Regions from separate parts of the Homo sapiens genome. Here region 2 is linked to region 1. The links are chromatin loops, found by intact Hi-C in ENCODE. Cell type or tissue: psoas muscle. All regions are shown on one strand.

Region 1 (8,000 bases):
TAGAAAAGCTGTATTTCTTACTCTCCATCAGACTTTTTCAGGTATGTTTATCATCATAAAGTCAATCACCAAACAAAGCGATTTTTACTGAAAAGAAGAGAGGCTTTAAAGTGAGACTTAATTGTGAATGCTTTGTCCTCTCATTTGACAATATGGTGCATTGCGGTCTGACTTTCAGCCAAGGAAAACTTAAGGGAAAAATAGAAAGTTATAGAAGCTGCTTTGGCTGGTGGAACAGGGGTGAGTTTCTTGTTTATTTCAGGAGTAACTGTACTTCCCTTCCATGATAGGCCAAGGAATATGTCACTGTTTTTCTAGGACCCAATGCAGACTTTTGTTGCAGAGTGAACTGGACTGGAGCTATTGAAGTCCTGCTCAAAAGGACTATCAGGATGAGGAAAATGGGACTCCAATATATGAGAGGTGATATGTGCTATAAAGTGAGCCTCCCAAGGGCCAGGCTTTCAGAAGGCAAATGTCTGAAGAGGAGGCAGGGCACACACCTAGAATTTGAGTTGGAGGGCCCAAGTTGAATCTCCTCCAGTGAACCCAGGAAAGCACCCATGTTAGACATTGTTCATGCATCATATCAGATCCACTAAACCCCTTTGTTCTCTGATTTTGGCCACAGCTTCAGTGATGGGCCTGTGCATGGACCCCAAATGGCTTCCTGCAGGTGCATCTTGGCACCACCATACATCAAGCCCATCCAGCATTCCTGTGGCCCATCCCTGGGCTTTTCTGTGACATGGCAGAAAATTTTGTGATCACTCTTTTTCATCCTGGAACTCTAAGAGGGCTAATGTCTCATGGGATGAACTCTGGATAAATATGCATAGAAACCAGCAAGCAAAACTTCTCCTTCCTCTGCTGAAGGCCTGATCCTAAAGCTCATGCCACTCAGCTTTCCAGAAGATCCCATAGGAGTGAACATCCAGATATCCTGACATTGACCATCTTGAAACATCCTTATTTTGAACCTGCCTTGTTTCACTACCCCTGTCCCTCACTTTCAGGGTTACAGTTCCCAATAAATTATGCAGGTTCTGCATTGTGAGAACCCAGGTTAAAACAGAATCCTTGAGATTAAGAGAAGTCTGAGTTGGCACAAAACTCACCCCAATAAGAAATTTCTCATCCCCACTCCCATATTTCATGCTCCACACCCCACTTTCTAAGTACTAACCACTCCCATTCAAACTAATAACTGGAGGAAGACTCAAGCAGGAAAGAGGAAGTGCTGTGTCACTGTTGGCAATGGTGTGGCCAATTTCAACAGCCCAGCTAGGGAAGGGAAGAAAATTTAACATTAAGTCAATCCAGACATGTGAATGTTACAGATACCTGCACACTTCAGCTTCCAAGTTGAATCTGAGTTGTCATCTAAAGTAATGGGAGAAACTGTTCAATACCTCCAAGCAGGTAGAAACTCAAGGGCCCGCCCAACTCTCCATCTAGAGTCATGGGAAAGCGACGCCGCTGAATAGATTTTGAAAGGGAGGTTGGGAACGGAACTCAAGTTCCGTGTGTTTATAACTCATTGATCTTGCTTTCTCAACACATAAGTTACTTGACATTGGATGAGTTACTTGCTTTCTTAAGGTTTTAAGTATCCAGCTTTAAAAATGCATTAAACACACCTTGCCTCATTAGAATTGTAATGAATAAGATCATTTAGGTAAGCACGGCAAAGCACCATGAGCATTCGATCACTGTTAGCATCCTTCCCTCCCAAACATTTGCATTCCATTATTCATTGATCTAATAGTAACACTGAAGAATTGTTAGAAAGGTCAGTTTATTAGCTAAAAAAAAAAGTAAATAGAAGTTAATGCTTAGAAATGAGCTGAAGTTGAAAGGCATTTATCTCTGGTTATTAGGCAAATCACTTAATATTTCTCATGTCCAGTTTTGTGGGCTGGCAACCTGTGCTCAGTCCTCAGAAGGGCCCTGTGTCTAGTTTAATGCTCTCATGTTACTGTCTTGAAATTCTTGATAATTTAATCCTTCAACTTGTGTTCTGTAAGTAAAGTCTAATGGGACAATGGTGCCTATGTGTGAGCAGAGGAGATATGCACACTTTGAATGTTCCCTGTAGTTCCGTACTTCCCCATTGTCTTATAGCATTTGCAATGCTGCATGACACAAAATTCTAGTAGACTCACAATGCCTGAGGGTCTAGAAAGACTCAAGAGTACAGGTAAGCATGTACCATTCCCAAGGGAGTGAGCAGGGACTCTGACATCCCTAGAGTCCACATATTCCATTCAAACCTGAAGTTGCTTTCCGGTGGAGAAATAAGACAATGGCCTTCTGGGAAACATAGAGGAACAAGGAACCTATGATAGCCATTCTAACTCCTGTTACTTCCCTCCATGTGCCAGCCAGCCACTTAGGCTGGAAATGAAGACAACATTGGAATATAGGAGTAGCCATGGTCTCTTTACCTTTAAGTCCTTCTTTATTCACTAGTAAACTGAAGATAGAGAGGGTTGATGGGATGTATATGTTTCCGGAAGTAAAATACAAACAGAAGAGGTGGTTTTCTGCAGTGTTTTCACTCTTCTGATAAGAAGGAAATGGGTAGGCGTGTACGACCTACAAAATAGGAAGTGGATAGCATCAGTGACTCCGTGTAACCAACAAAATGCATTTACATTCATATTAAAAGCTGACATTTCACGACATAAAGATGAAAAGGGAAATTAATGCTAATAATTACATTTTAAAATTGTCTTTGCTTAGAATTACACTAAATCAATAACATGGAGCAAATAAAGACACCATGACTATTTCAGAGAATTCATGGAGAGAGAAAAAAGTTTCTGTTAGTACTTTTAATAACATCTTTTTCTGCTTTCTGAAACAGAGGTCCTTATTTTTGTTCTCTACTGGACCCCTGGTGTTTGTTCTCTTATGTATAAAATGAAGTATTTGTACAAGAATGCCTCTTAGGGTCCCCCATTCTATGCGGGGTTTCCACTAGAAAAATTGGCTTCCCCTCTGAATGACCACAACCCGCCGAAAGAAAGCAGCCCCTCTGTTGAGATGGCCAACAGATGGCGCCTTTGTGCTGAGAAAAAGGTACCCCTTCTTCGGGAAGTAGTAGCCTGACTCCTGGGTGCACAGTTTGGTTAGGGGAGCCCAAACTGCATTTTAAGCTTCCATTTGCTTCGTTGGCTGAGTGCCTTTATGCACAGCAAACTGCACAGCATTACATGGCAGTTTGGGTTCCATCCGTTCAAATATTTTCCTCTTACTATTGGCAACTTTGACTTTACCTCTTTAATTTCTACCCCTATTTTATGAATCACGGTTCAAAGAATGGCTGCTATAAACATGTGTTTTGTTTCCGTGCTAAAGAGAGAACAGAGCCAGGTTGAAACGATGCTTCTTGCATTGTCATCTGAGTTTTGGCAATTCTAGCTAGTCCTAGCTAGTCCAAGGGGTAGCTGGATGAAATGTTATTAACTTTTGGGGAAATAGTAGGAATTATATGAAAACATAACCCAGTTGACCTTTATTCTTTGCTGTGGGTGTTCTTTTTTGTTGTTTAGTTCAAAATAAAAATAAAAAAAATACTTCTTTGGAAGTATGTTTGAAACAGAAGGACTCTTTCGATGATAGCAGTTAAATATGTATCAGTGCCTTTCAAGTGGAAGATGAGAAAAAACACTGGGTCTCTTGATTTCATTAAAAATTCACTACGTTCGCTTTCAGGGCAGGTTTGTTGACTAATTAGATGCTCTCGACTCTAAACTATTACCTTCTGCCCTGGTATCTTGCTCTCCCCAGGGAAGTTTAATTTAAGTATATTGCTGGTCTTTGCTTTCCTCCCACACTGTTGTGAAGTGTTGCTATGAGGCAGCTGAACAGCTGCTGTGCCTTTCCCCAGAAGTGGCAGCATTCCAATAGTGGGCAAAGTGAGTTATGTAAAGACAGTTTTTCAGGGTTTCCTAGGAAACTAGTGATGGTGGTCCAGTTTGGATTTGACATGGAAACAAGAAGATTAAGTCTAACTTTGGAGGGGCCGGGGGTGGTGAGGGGCAGAACGCTCTGGAGGCTACTTCCACACTAGTTTGCTGCATTTTTATTTTGAAAGTATATAAGAAATTTGGCTTAGGAGGGCTGCGATAGTCTAAACAATAAAACAGCAGCCCTAGACTGAAGTTCATGACCTCACCCACGTCTTCACAGTGACCTAAACTGACTTAGTCCATTAGAAATGAGGGAGAAATTAAATCCGGCAGGTGTCCCCCACTGAATTAATAAAACCAAGCAAAATAGAGGTTCTAGCTACCATTTGATTATTCAAATATGTAAAATGCCAAACTGGGCTAATTCAGCCCTAATCTTCTTGTAATGAACTCATTCCATTTAACTACAATATAGAGAGAACTAACTTTGTACTTAGTACTGTGTTAGATTTTGAGAGAACAGAGAGATTATAATGAGAATATACCTTGTTAGAGCCCAAAGATTAGTGAAAGAAATAAGAGAAACTGAAACCATACTCTAATATAGTAAACAGCTCAGGAACATATGGGAACCAATCAGGAACTCTTTCTAATGAGGTTTCCCTGATTCTCACTGGATATTTCTGACACGTCGACTATAGCATGACACTTGTTGAATGCTGGAGAAGGCCAGCGCGGTGACTCATGCCTGTAATCCCAACACTTTGGGAGGCCAAGGGGGCAGATCACGAGGTCAGGAGATCGAGACCATCCTGGCTATCACGGTGAAACCCCATCTCTACTAAAAATACAAAATATTAGCTGGATGTGGTGGCGCATGCCTGTAGTCCCAGCTACTCGGGAGGCTGAGGCAGGAGAATCGCTTGAACCCTGGAGGTGGAGGTTGCAGTGAGCCGAGATTGTGCCACTGCACTCCAGCCTGGGCGACAGAGCGAGACTCCATCTCAAAAAAAAAGAAAAAGGCCGGAGAAAAGTCATTTAGAGTTGGTTCTAAAAATAACTATCTACATGATACCAAACAAAAAAAAAATGTCAAACAACCAGTTGCTTTGTTACATTATGCCCAATAATTCATGGTCCAAAATATATTTTGCTGAAGTGGCTCACCACAGATGGAATGGACTGTAAGTTTTGGAAGCACAAACATAACTAATAAGGCAGTCATGACTCTTTAAGAACCTTCTGTCTGAAGAAATGAACACTACCTAGAAACACTGCTGATAAAAAAGAAGGTTCAAAGAACTTCAGAAATGCACAAATATTAAATTTTTACAAAGTTATACGAATTTACAATTTATTGTCATTATCAATATTATATTCCAATTTGCTTCAGAGCACTTCTTATTACACTGAAGAGAAGAATTTATTTTGGCACCTGCCTCCAGTGACTGACAATTTGCTTTTGTAAATAATTCATGTATTCCTTTTTCAATATTTTAATAATTAAAATACAAACAAACCTTTATATATTCTTGTTTGATTTGACTTATTTGTTATTGTTCACTCCAAAAACAAAGAAGTAGACATTTCTAAAACAGAATTACTATTTGGCCCAGCAATCCCATTACTGTGTATGTACCCAAAGGAATATACCATAAAGACACATGCATGCATATGTTCATTGCAGCACTATTTACAATAGCATAGACATGGAATCAACCTAAATGCCCATCAGTGGAAGACTGGATTAAAAAATGTGGTGCATATACACTATAGAAAACTATGCCACCATAAAAAGAAATGAGATAATGTCTTTTGCAGAAACACGGATGGAGCTGGAGGCCATTAGCAAACTAACACAGGAACAGAAAACCAAACACCGAATGTTCTCACTTAAAAGTGGGAGCTAAATGAAGAGAACACATGGATGCAAACAGGCGAACAACAGACACTAGGGCCTACTTGAGGGTGGAGGGTGAGATGAGAGAGACAGAAAATAACCACTGGGTACTAGGTTTAGTACCTGGGTGACAAAATAATCTATACAACAAACCCTCATGACACAAGTTTACCTATATAACAAACCTGCACATGTATGCCTGAACCCAAAATAAAAGTTAAAAATAAATAAGTAGAATTTTTTTTTTTTTTTTTTGTGACTGAGTCTCGCTCTGTCACCCAGGCCAGAGTGCAGTGGCGCGATCTCGGCTCACTGCAAGCTCCGCCTCCCAGGTTCACGCCATTCTCCTGCCTCAGCCTCCCAAGTAGCTGGGACTACAGGCGCCCGCCCCCATGCCCGGCTAATTTTTTTTGTATTTTTAGTAGAGACGGGGTTTCACCGTGTTAGCCAGGATGGTCTCCATCTCCTGATCCTCGTGATCCGCCTCGTGATCCTCAGCCTCCCAAAGGGCTGGGATTACAGGCGTGAGCCACCGCGCCCGGCCCCAGAAATTTCTTTTTAATGGATCTTGAAATAGAAGAATTAGGATTTAGTGGCTTTGATTGATAGATTTAGTAAACATTGTTTTTTTCCTATGATCCTATGTCTTCATTTTTGGCAAAAATAGACGAAAAGTAGTTACCATTTGAATGTATCACGTGAGAGTGTAGTGGGAATCGTATCTCCTTTGTTATTACCAAGAATTGATCAGAGTCATTTGTTTCCTCCTTTGTTATTACCAAGAATTGATCAGAGTCATTTGTTTCCTCCTTTTCTTTTCCTCTTCCTGCTTTCAAAATGCACAATAATTCTTTAGGTGTCGTCTAGGTCTTCACATATAATTTAGCCAGAGTTGAGTAACTCTATGAGGATGTTCTGGCTTTCCCAACAAAGGTCTCCAGAACTCTCTTCTCCATTATATATTTCTTTTGGCAAACGCTCGTGGCCTAAATCCAAAGATTCTAACTATTGCACTTGGGAGATCACATTCTTACAAATTATCCCTTTTCAAAGCAGGCTAGGGGATGTGTGGCTTCTGGTTTGTAAATATGTACTGTTCTGCTCATTTTGAAAATATGAATTTGTTCCAACGTAATTGGTATATCATCCTCAGTTTGAGGATAACACAAATTTTGCATTTGTTTACATGAGTTTTCATCCATGAGAAGCAGTAGGTAAACACAGAAAACTGCACTCGGCTGAAGGGAGCCACCTAGAAATACACAAAGCACACAAATGCACACACCTCACGAGGACCACAAGCCACACCCGTCTACATCTGGTGTTATAGCTTTCTGTCTGGTTTCAGAGGATGCTCCTTCCCTCACTTCACAATAACACAGAGCTGTCCGCTTCCACAAGCAAACTCCAGGTGCCATATTGAATGTGATATGTGTTTCTTAACCACTTCACATGGATAAAACTGTGCTACCATTTTTGTTTTAATTTCCACTTTTATCTTAGATACAGGATGTGCTGCCATCTTTATTATATTTCTATCTTTTTAAAAAATGTGTCACTGATCATGAGTGTTGTATGCCTAAGCCGATTTATCCAAAGCTCTGTGGTTTTAATTGCTTGACGTTACACAGAGCAGCGATTCTTAGGAACACATATGTTGCATTATAGCAGAAATGACTGTACATGCAAGCTGACTAGCCAGGAGTGGGAGAAGGGGTGTGTAATAAATATTAGGAAAGAGTGGAACTAAGACACTCACCGAGTATTTGTCATATAATGTTAAACACGTAGGTACTGGTGATAGGCTAATAAGCATGCAGTCCTAAGCCTTTTACATGCATTACCAAGTCAATCATCATGGCAAACTTATTAAATGGGCATTGCTGTGTGGGGAGAATGCTTTCCGCCCACTTTTGACGCTATTGTTCATGTGAAAGATAATGCATGAGTAGAACACCTCCAGCTTCTCACCACTCGAGGTGCTGACTGCTCATGCTCCTTCCTGAGCCCTGAGATGTTCACTCTGTCTCTTCCCACTCATTCTTCCCTCTCCCTCCAACCTCCATCTGGTGTGTTCTGTTGGACTAGATGACTCTCATCAGCTCTCCCAAGGACCCACATCCAGTCCCTGGGAAGCACTTGTGCTTCTTTGTTCTTGGAAATAACTGGAAAAGCAGGGCAAT
Region 2 (8,000 bases), 440 kb after region 1:
CAACTCTCCCTCCCTGAGGAGTTTTGGACCGTGTTTTTTAAAAAATCTTTGGCAGGTATAGGGCTGAGAGGCAGGAGGTCACTGATTAGGGCATGGGAGATACAAAATTGGGATACATATATATATCCCAATTAAAAAATGGGCAAAAGATCTTAATAGACTTTTCACAGAAGAAGACATACAAGTGGCCACCAGGTATATGAAAAATACTTAACATCACTAATCATCAGGGAAAGGCAAACCAAGACCACGATGAGATACCACCTCACTCCAGTTAGAATTGCTATTATCAAGAAAAACAAGAGAAAACAAGTGTTGGCGAGTACGTGAAGAAAAGCAAGCACTTACACAATGGTAATGGGACTGTAAAATTAGTACAATCACTACATAAATGGTACAGAATTTCCTCAAAAAATTAAAGATAGAACGACTGTATGATCCTGGGATTCCACTACCGGATATGTATCCAAAAGAAATAAAATCAGTGTGTCTAAGAGATATCTGCATTCCTATGTTTATTGCACAACTATTTACAATAGTCAAGATATGAAATCAACCTAAGTGTCCAACAACAGATGAATGGATAAAGAAAATGTTCACACACAGAAACACACACACCATGTAATACTATTGAACCATTAAAAAAAAAAATGAAATCTTGTCACTTGTGGCAGCATGGATGGACCTGGAGGGCATCATGTTTAGTGAAATAAGCCAGACATGGAAATACAAATACTGCATGATTTCACATATGTGGAATCTAAAATAAAAGTAACATCATAGAAGCAGCAAGTAGAAGAGTGTTTACCAGAGACTAGGGAGGGGTTAGTAGGGGTAGGGGAGGATAGGGAGAGATTGATCGGTGGGTACAAAGTTACAATTAGATAGGAGAAATAAGTTCTGGTGTCCAATGCCCAGTAGGATGGCTATGGTTAAGAGTAAAGTATTGTATATTGCAACATAGCTAGAAGGTGTTATAGGGCTGCCATGTTCAAGGGCTCATCGAGCAGTAACAATTCAATACGTCGAAACAGCGGGAGTTGCCGCAGAGAAAGAATTTAATAATCACAGGGGCATCCAAATGAGGAGATAGGAGAGAACCTCAACTCTGCCTCCTTGAGGAGATTTGGACTGTGTTTTTTAAGAAAAGTTTGGCACGTATGGGGCTGAGAAGCAGGAGGTCACTGATTAGGGCATGGGAGATAAAATCATAAATATGTAGAAACTGCCTTGTTGCACTTAGTTCCTCGGAGAGTTCTTCAGACTGTCTGGTGTCAGTGGATCCTTAGAATGCAAGATCTGGAAAACATCTCTTAATGGAGAATCTGAGGTTTCTTAACATTAAAGACGTTGTCTGTAGAAGCCAGGAGCTTGTGATGCGGCTACGTGAATTTTAAGTAGTAGGAAGCGAGAAAGAAGTAGGCTCTAGGGAAACCTGATTAATGCTTAGCCCTGCTTCTACTCAAAGCTTATGCTTTTGGTAAGAAAACTGACAATTTAGTTTTATTAATTTTATGAGGACAGTTTTAGGGCTAGGCTTTTAAATGTTCTCATCACAAAGAAATATTAAATACATGAGGTGATGTATAAGCTAATTACCCTGTTTCGATCATTATACAACGTAGATATTTATTGAAACACCAAATTGTACTCCATACTTATGTACAATGACAATGTATCGATTTAACAATTAAGAAAATAAAGATCAAGGAATCAAAAAAAAAGAAAAAAAGATAGGATGAAATCTCTGGAAAAGGTAAACTTACTTTGTCAGTGGTTTCCTGGGGCCAAGGGTGGGACTGATAGGGGAGGATTCTCTGAATTAGGGTACAAAATAAATTTGGAAGATGATGGTAATGACTGTGGTAATAGTTACAAGAATATATACATTTATCCAAAGCATAGAAATGTACACTTAAATAAGTGCATTTTATTGCATGTAAAATATACCATAAAGAGATAATTATATAAAAAAATCACAGATGAAACAAGAGAAAGATTTCCAGACCTCTGAAATGTAACTTCAAATGGACTGTGTATATTCACTTATGTAAGTAAAGAATGTTTTAATTAAAAGGGAACAGAGAATGATGATACTAGTCGGCCTTGGAAGTATCTGAAAGAAGAATCCCACAAGCTAAAATGAATAGTGCTGATCCAAGCATTGTTCAGGGCAAGAGAGTTCCATCTGATGATTCAACATGACCAGTTCTTTAGTCTGATTCCCAGTTGAGTTAGATGAAAGATGCTGTCTTTGTTTGCTAACATCCTACAATCCTACGATTAATTCACGTGACTTCTCCTTGCTCTATTCCCAACCACCATGAAAAATTCACAGACAGTGAACATACACTGACTGTAGTCTTCAAGTGTGTGGTTCCTTTAGCATTCATACTTCTCATTGTAAATAAATATTTTAAGTCCATACATCTGGCTCCTAGGGCCAGATGTGCTGATGGAATCAGACTTTTGAGCTTTTGAGACTGGAGGCAAATGCTGGACTGTGTTATTTAAACTTTATTACTTTATGCATCTTAGTGGCACAGTTATTGTATAATTTTTCTTTAATCTGTGGCATTTTAAAGCTGACCATTTCTAACAACAAGGGCCTTGCTAACCACAGGGTCCCTTGTTTTGCCCAGCACCTTATTGGATTTCAAAAGGTAAAAAGAGTAAATCTCACTCTTGGTGGTGAGAGATAAGAGAACGAAATCCCTGTAGAAATCCAACTTGCAAGATAAGTTTGATGTTTCACGTGGAGGGTGTGCAGAGAACCCCTCTTCTGTCTTCCATATAAAATTTTCTATAAAACCAACATTTCTTAATAATGCATTTTCATGTTATTTTGGAAAAACTCTAAGAGGAGTTGAGTTTTCATCGTGGGTTGATGTGAGGCAAAAACCAAAAACAATCAACAATAAAACAAAACAAAACACCAGAAACAATACATCTGAACTCAAAGCCAGGAAGAGGACACGGCTGACATTTAAAGCTATATTTGAGGAAACTCCTTTTGTGGTTGTTATGTACCTCTAGGTAAAAAGATCTGGAAATTCTAGATTCATTTAAGTAAAATTTTCCAACCTTAAACAGCCAAGGACGTTCTTCAGTTCCATTATTTTTCTTTCTTTTTTTGCTTGCAAGCATGTAACTGGTTTCAGTAGGCATTTAAGAAACATGGCCAGTCTAGTTTTACAAACAGCACTAGCTGAACCAGCCACATTTTTTACCTGCAGGCTGCCAGCTTTCCAAAAAGGGAAAAATCCTTTCATATTTTACTTATACAAAAGACTTATTTGCCTTGCAGAAAGTCTCAGTCTCGGGTTCTCATGTGTAGTCCTCCAAATCAAGAGAACAGACAAGGCATATTCACGAAGAACACATAGGATTGCATTTTTGCTCATTGGACACACCTTGTACCTTTGCATTTTCCTTTTTAAGTAAATTCTATATTGCACTCAACTTCATGCAAATCACTAGCAGGAAGTAGGAACCTAAGAGCAAGTACATTTCAAATCATGCCAGGATTCATGCAGGTTCAGGATTGCCCTGTTTCACTAAAGGATACTAGAAAGAAGATGTGTCATTTTCTTCCAGCAAATTTAACCCATCAGCCCTTCAGGAAGGTGTAAAGACCAGAGGTAGACCCTCTAAATTCTGAACAATTTCCCCCAGGTGAACACTGCAATGGGACCACTGTTGAGGTACTCTCCTCCCATCCTGCTCTATTGTGAAACTAGCTGTTTATTGCAAGTAGCAACAGGATTTCTTTAAAAAAGGATTTTGTTGCCCTTCTCCACTAATTGCTTTTTTGGCATTCTCCTGTCCACCTCTTTTTATTATCCTGCAAAATGATCATAAACCTATACGATGTTTTAGACTACAAATGCCAAAAGGCAGAGCAATTTCAGTAAGCCCTGGTGAACCCAGATGGCCCGATATGAAGATCCCCTGGAAATAGACTTTGTTATAAAAGACTCCACATGCAGACGTCAAATGTGAACCAGGGAAAGATAGAAATGCAGAAAGTCTCGCTCCCCTGTCTTGGTAAATCTGGGCCTCATTTCAATTAAAGCTGAAGTGAAGACTCCTCCTTGAATGGTTCAAATGCCTCGAAATGGAAGGGAGAGGTGAGCTGTAGACTGAGGCAAAAGTACATACTGTATTTATAATCGAACACAGCTTTTTATATAATTACATCCTTGTGCACTTTTTATTTTTGGTTCTTAAACAAAGTCACTCAGATGAAATTAAAGAGTGTGCAGGAGAAGGTGCTTCTCTGCTTCTTCCAGTTTCTATGGCAACTCGGGGGCATCTTATTCAGCTGCCTCATTGACTGAGTGTGCCCAAGTGATGCTGGCTGCCACTTCAGCTCCTCCCTGGAAAAGGCAGGGAGGAGTGCTTTGTTGACCTTATGGCCACCAAAAGAACTCATGATAGGACTGAAGAAAACCTCTGACATGTTCATTCAACTTTCCCTCATTTTGTCATATATGGTTGCCATCTGACAGTGCTTTTGCCGAGAGTGTTTTGTTAGAAATGTGTGTATACTTGCCTTTGAAATTTCTCTCTTGGTAAATAATCTGTTTTTATGAGAAAGTTCCTAATGTAAAGGAACCTCCTATATACTATTCGACGAGACACTCTGTTTGCAGGACCAAATGAAGAGCTGCTTAACTGGGACTTTAGATGTAAAACTGTATTAGCAAAAATGTAAAAAAACAAAATCCAAGTAAAATGACAAAGGCTGAGACTTGATTCATTTGTTTGTTGTACTAGATTGAATGTTTGCCAAGGGATGTCTTTCTGTCCATGTGTCAGGACTGGGGAAATGCTGAGGCGAAGATGATTCACAGAACTAATCGCAGCAGAATACGGGGTCAGAGCAGTCATTTAGCAGGAGGGAGGGAAAGAACAGGGTTCACCGGAGCAAAGTCCTTACAAAACCAACTTAAACTGTAAGAAGAAACACTTTCAAATTTTAGGTTAAACATTGCATTAGGTAACCATGCTTTATTATTGTAACTTTATTAAGAGTCACTTGTGAGCACTACTAATTACAGCAACAACAAACAGAGTGGCAGGCAAATGATAGAGAATTACAAATGTGTGGGAAGAAGGAAGAAAAGAGGAGAGAAGGGAAGCGGAAGGTAGGAAGAGAAGGAGGGAAGGAAGGAGGAAAGAAGAAGCAAGGGAAGAGAAAAAAAGGAAGGAAGGAAGAAGGAAGGGAGGGAGGGAGGGAGGGGAGGGGAGAGGGAGGGGGAGGGGAGGGGAGAGGGAGGGGGAGGGGAGGGGAAGGGAGGAAGAGAAGGAAGGGAAACAAGGAAACAGGGAAGGAAGGAAGAAGGGAGGGAAGGAGGGAGAGAGGGAGGAAGGAAGGAAAGGATGGAGGAAGGAGAACATACATGCTATTTTTGAAATGTCTCTGGCATTGGAGTTTCTCTATGCTTAATTTTCTCACATTTCCCTAAACCAAGAAATTGTCATAACATTTTTACCTCACAATTCCATAATTTTCATAGCAGTAGAAGCTTGCTTGGGTGTGTATGTTTGTTGTCAGAAAGCAGTCTATCAAAACCAAACCAAATATATACAAACATTTAATTTTTCCTTGAGGGACTGTTTTACCTATAGAATTTCCATTGTAAGAGTAAAAAAATATAGATTATAAAGTGATGTCTTCTGATTATGACTGTGTGTCTATACAAGTATTATGTTTGTAAATAGTTGTTTTTTAACTAAGTTGATTTTAAGGTTACTGTTACTGATATATGGCAAATGGTTTCAAGAGAAGTGGCTAGAAGGAGGCTAGGAGGGGAAGAAAATGGTATGTATTATATTTTAAAGGTCTTACATATTTTAATTTTAAGATATTATGAAGTTGAGAAAACAGGTTTGTCTCACCAAACTTCCACATTAATGTGAACGTTTGCAGATAGTTTATCTAGAATTCAAGGGTAAAAATCAAAACAAAAGGTAGAAGTTACCATCATGAATTAGAAAAGAAAGTGAGAGGGAAAGAAAGCGAGAGAGAGAGAGAGAGAGAGAGAGAGAGAAAGGAGTTTTTTAAGCCAGGTAAGATTATTTATAGACATTTGAGATGTCCTTCCAAGTTATCATAGCAGAAGGTTGCTTACTTAATCCAAGTCCACTCTCCCGGTGCAGCATATTTTGTAAAGCCTCCTGGGTCATTTGAGCCAAATCAGAACCATTGACAATTAAACAACCAAACCATCTCACTAATTACATGTTCTTTATAGTCACTCATTGATTGTTTTGTAGGACATGATATTTGCGATCTTAATTATCCAACTTTGTCACTTAAATGTGGTTCTGATTGAGTTCTGGATTTTTCTAAACATAGAATTTAACCTTAACCAAAAAGTTATAAAAAATTTTGTCACAAATAAAATATTTAAATGAGGTGCACTGAAAACGATTCCCAATAGGGTGTTTCAAAAACACTTGAATCCACAGTGACCTCCCTGCAAAGATATTTAATCTTCCAAATGAAGATGTCCACACATGGAGGAAAAGAACAGTGTGTCTGTACAGTGCCTAATAGATCCTAAGTACTCAGTAATTGGTAGTTACTGTTCTATACAAACTTTTTATATCTAAAACCCAGTTACTTTTCTTAGTTTTTAAGACAAAATAAATATATAACCATACCACCCATTTTCTAAGTTGTGACTGATTGGAGACCAAGTCCATAAAGAAAACTCTGAGTGCCCAGTATTACATTATAATCGCTTAACAAATTTTTGGTTGAGTTGAATAGAATTTTCTAAAGTCAAATTCCTTAATGGCCTCAACCTCTCCGAATATAATCTCAAACCTGAAATAAAAAAGATCTCCGAAAATCAGTACAATGAATATAAAACCTGCGCAGAAGCCAGGTCATTTGTGTCTCCTCTGGGCCTTCTGAACCTCCCTGCTATTACGTATGATATTAGTCATAGAGGATTATGTGATATCCTCTCTGATAATCTATATTATATATGATATGACGATATATGATAAACTCATCATATATGCTATGACATATATGATACAATAATCTATATCATAATGGGTTGATCTGATTTATTTGACCCAGAGAATAAGAAGCAGAAAACAAACTAGCACTAGGGGACTTCTGGCAGTGGACAAAATATTAGCTGCTGGTTTCGTGATAAAAAAAGATTAAAAAGCATATCCCATCAGAAAGAGGTGCACATATTAGCTTGAGTCACATAAGGAAATGTTAAATAATATATATCATCTTTTGAATAAGGCAGATAATTGTATAATATTTTAGAAAACCATTCCTCCAAAACAAAAAAAATGCCCTTGAGGTGACAAATTTCAGTTAGTTGGAGAGAGCCACTTCCTAAGTAATTATTCACCATTATTATTCTGTTTAGTAACACTCACGTGCTGCCTCTGGTTTACCTTGCTTCAATTCCTCCCTTGCGAATTCTTATCTACTGGGTCTTCCCCTTTCCCCCAGCCATTCTACTTCTCTACTTTCCAAAGGAGGATGACCAACTCCCCTGGTTTGCCCAGAGCTTTTCCAGTTTCAGCACTGAAAGTCTTGCACGCTAGAAAATCCCTGAGTCCCAGGCAAATCAGGACAGTTGGACACCCAGTTCCTAAGCCAGGCACTCTGATATTCTTATTCTACTTGTGCTTTGCAGGTACTACCTTGTAATTAGATATTTCTCTTTTTATAAAATCATTATAACAACCCTCAGATAGTGACTAATCATTAGGTCACTTAGCTCCATGGTCTGAAATATCCTGAAGAAACACTGAGGTCCTGAAATAAGCTGATCACGGACTTGGTTCTTTACTTCATTTAAAGGACATAGAGCTAGCCATCCTTTATTCATTTATGCATTTATTCACTCACTCAAATTTGGGCAAACAAATACGATTCATTTAATCAGTTTTGCTAGCTTGAAAATGAATATTTCTAGATGGAAATTTGTTTTTTTCTTTGCAAGTATGACCTGGGA

Evidence for each region. Hi-C counts contacts between places; a loop is a spot of excess contacts. Peaks named below come from ENCODE experiments on the same cell type or tissue, not always from the same donor. Only the 100,000 strongest peaks of a DNase experiment are listed, where the experiment ranks them.
Region 2: it touches region 1 in a loop (3-fold over the local background); 3 of 110 quality-filtered maps call a loop at or near these places.

Annotation. Positions count from the first base shown.
Region 1 is chr17:70,617,650-70,625,649 of GRCh38, reverse strand. No RefSeq gene overlaps it. Among named protein-coding and RNA genes, the nearest start is that of KCNJ2, 450 kb to the right of the region's middle. In psoas muscle, a CTCF peak has its summit at 3,059 (motif pointing right); a DNase peak (open chromatin) is centred at 3,069; H3K4me3 peaks cover 385 bases.
Region 2 is chr17:70,181,809-70,189,808 of GRCh38, reverse strand. No RefSeq gene overlaps it. Among named protein-coding and RNA genes, the nearest start is that of KCNJ2, 16 kb to the right of the region's middle. In psoas muscle, no CTCF peak of the experiment used is centred here; no DNase peak of the experiment used is centred here; H3K4me3 peaks cover 1,200 bases; H3K27ac peaks cover 3,878 bases.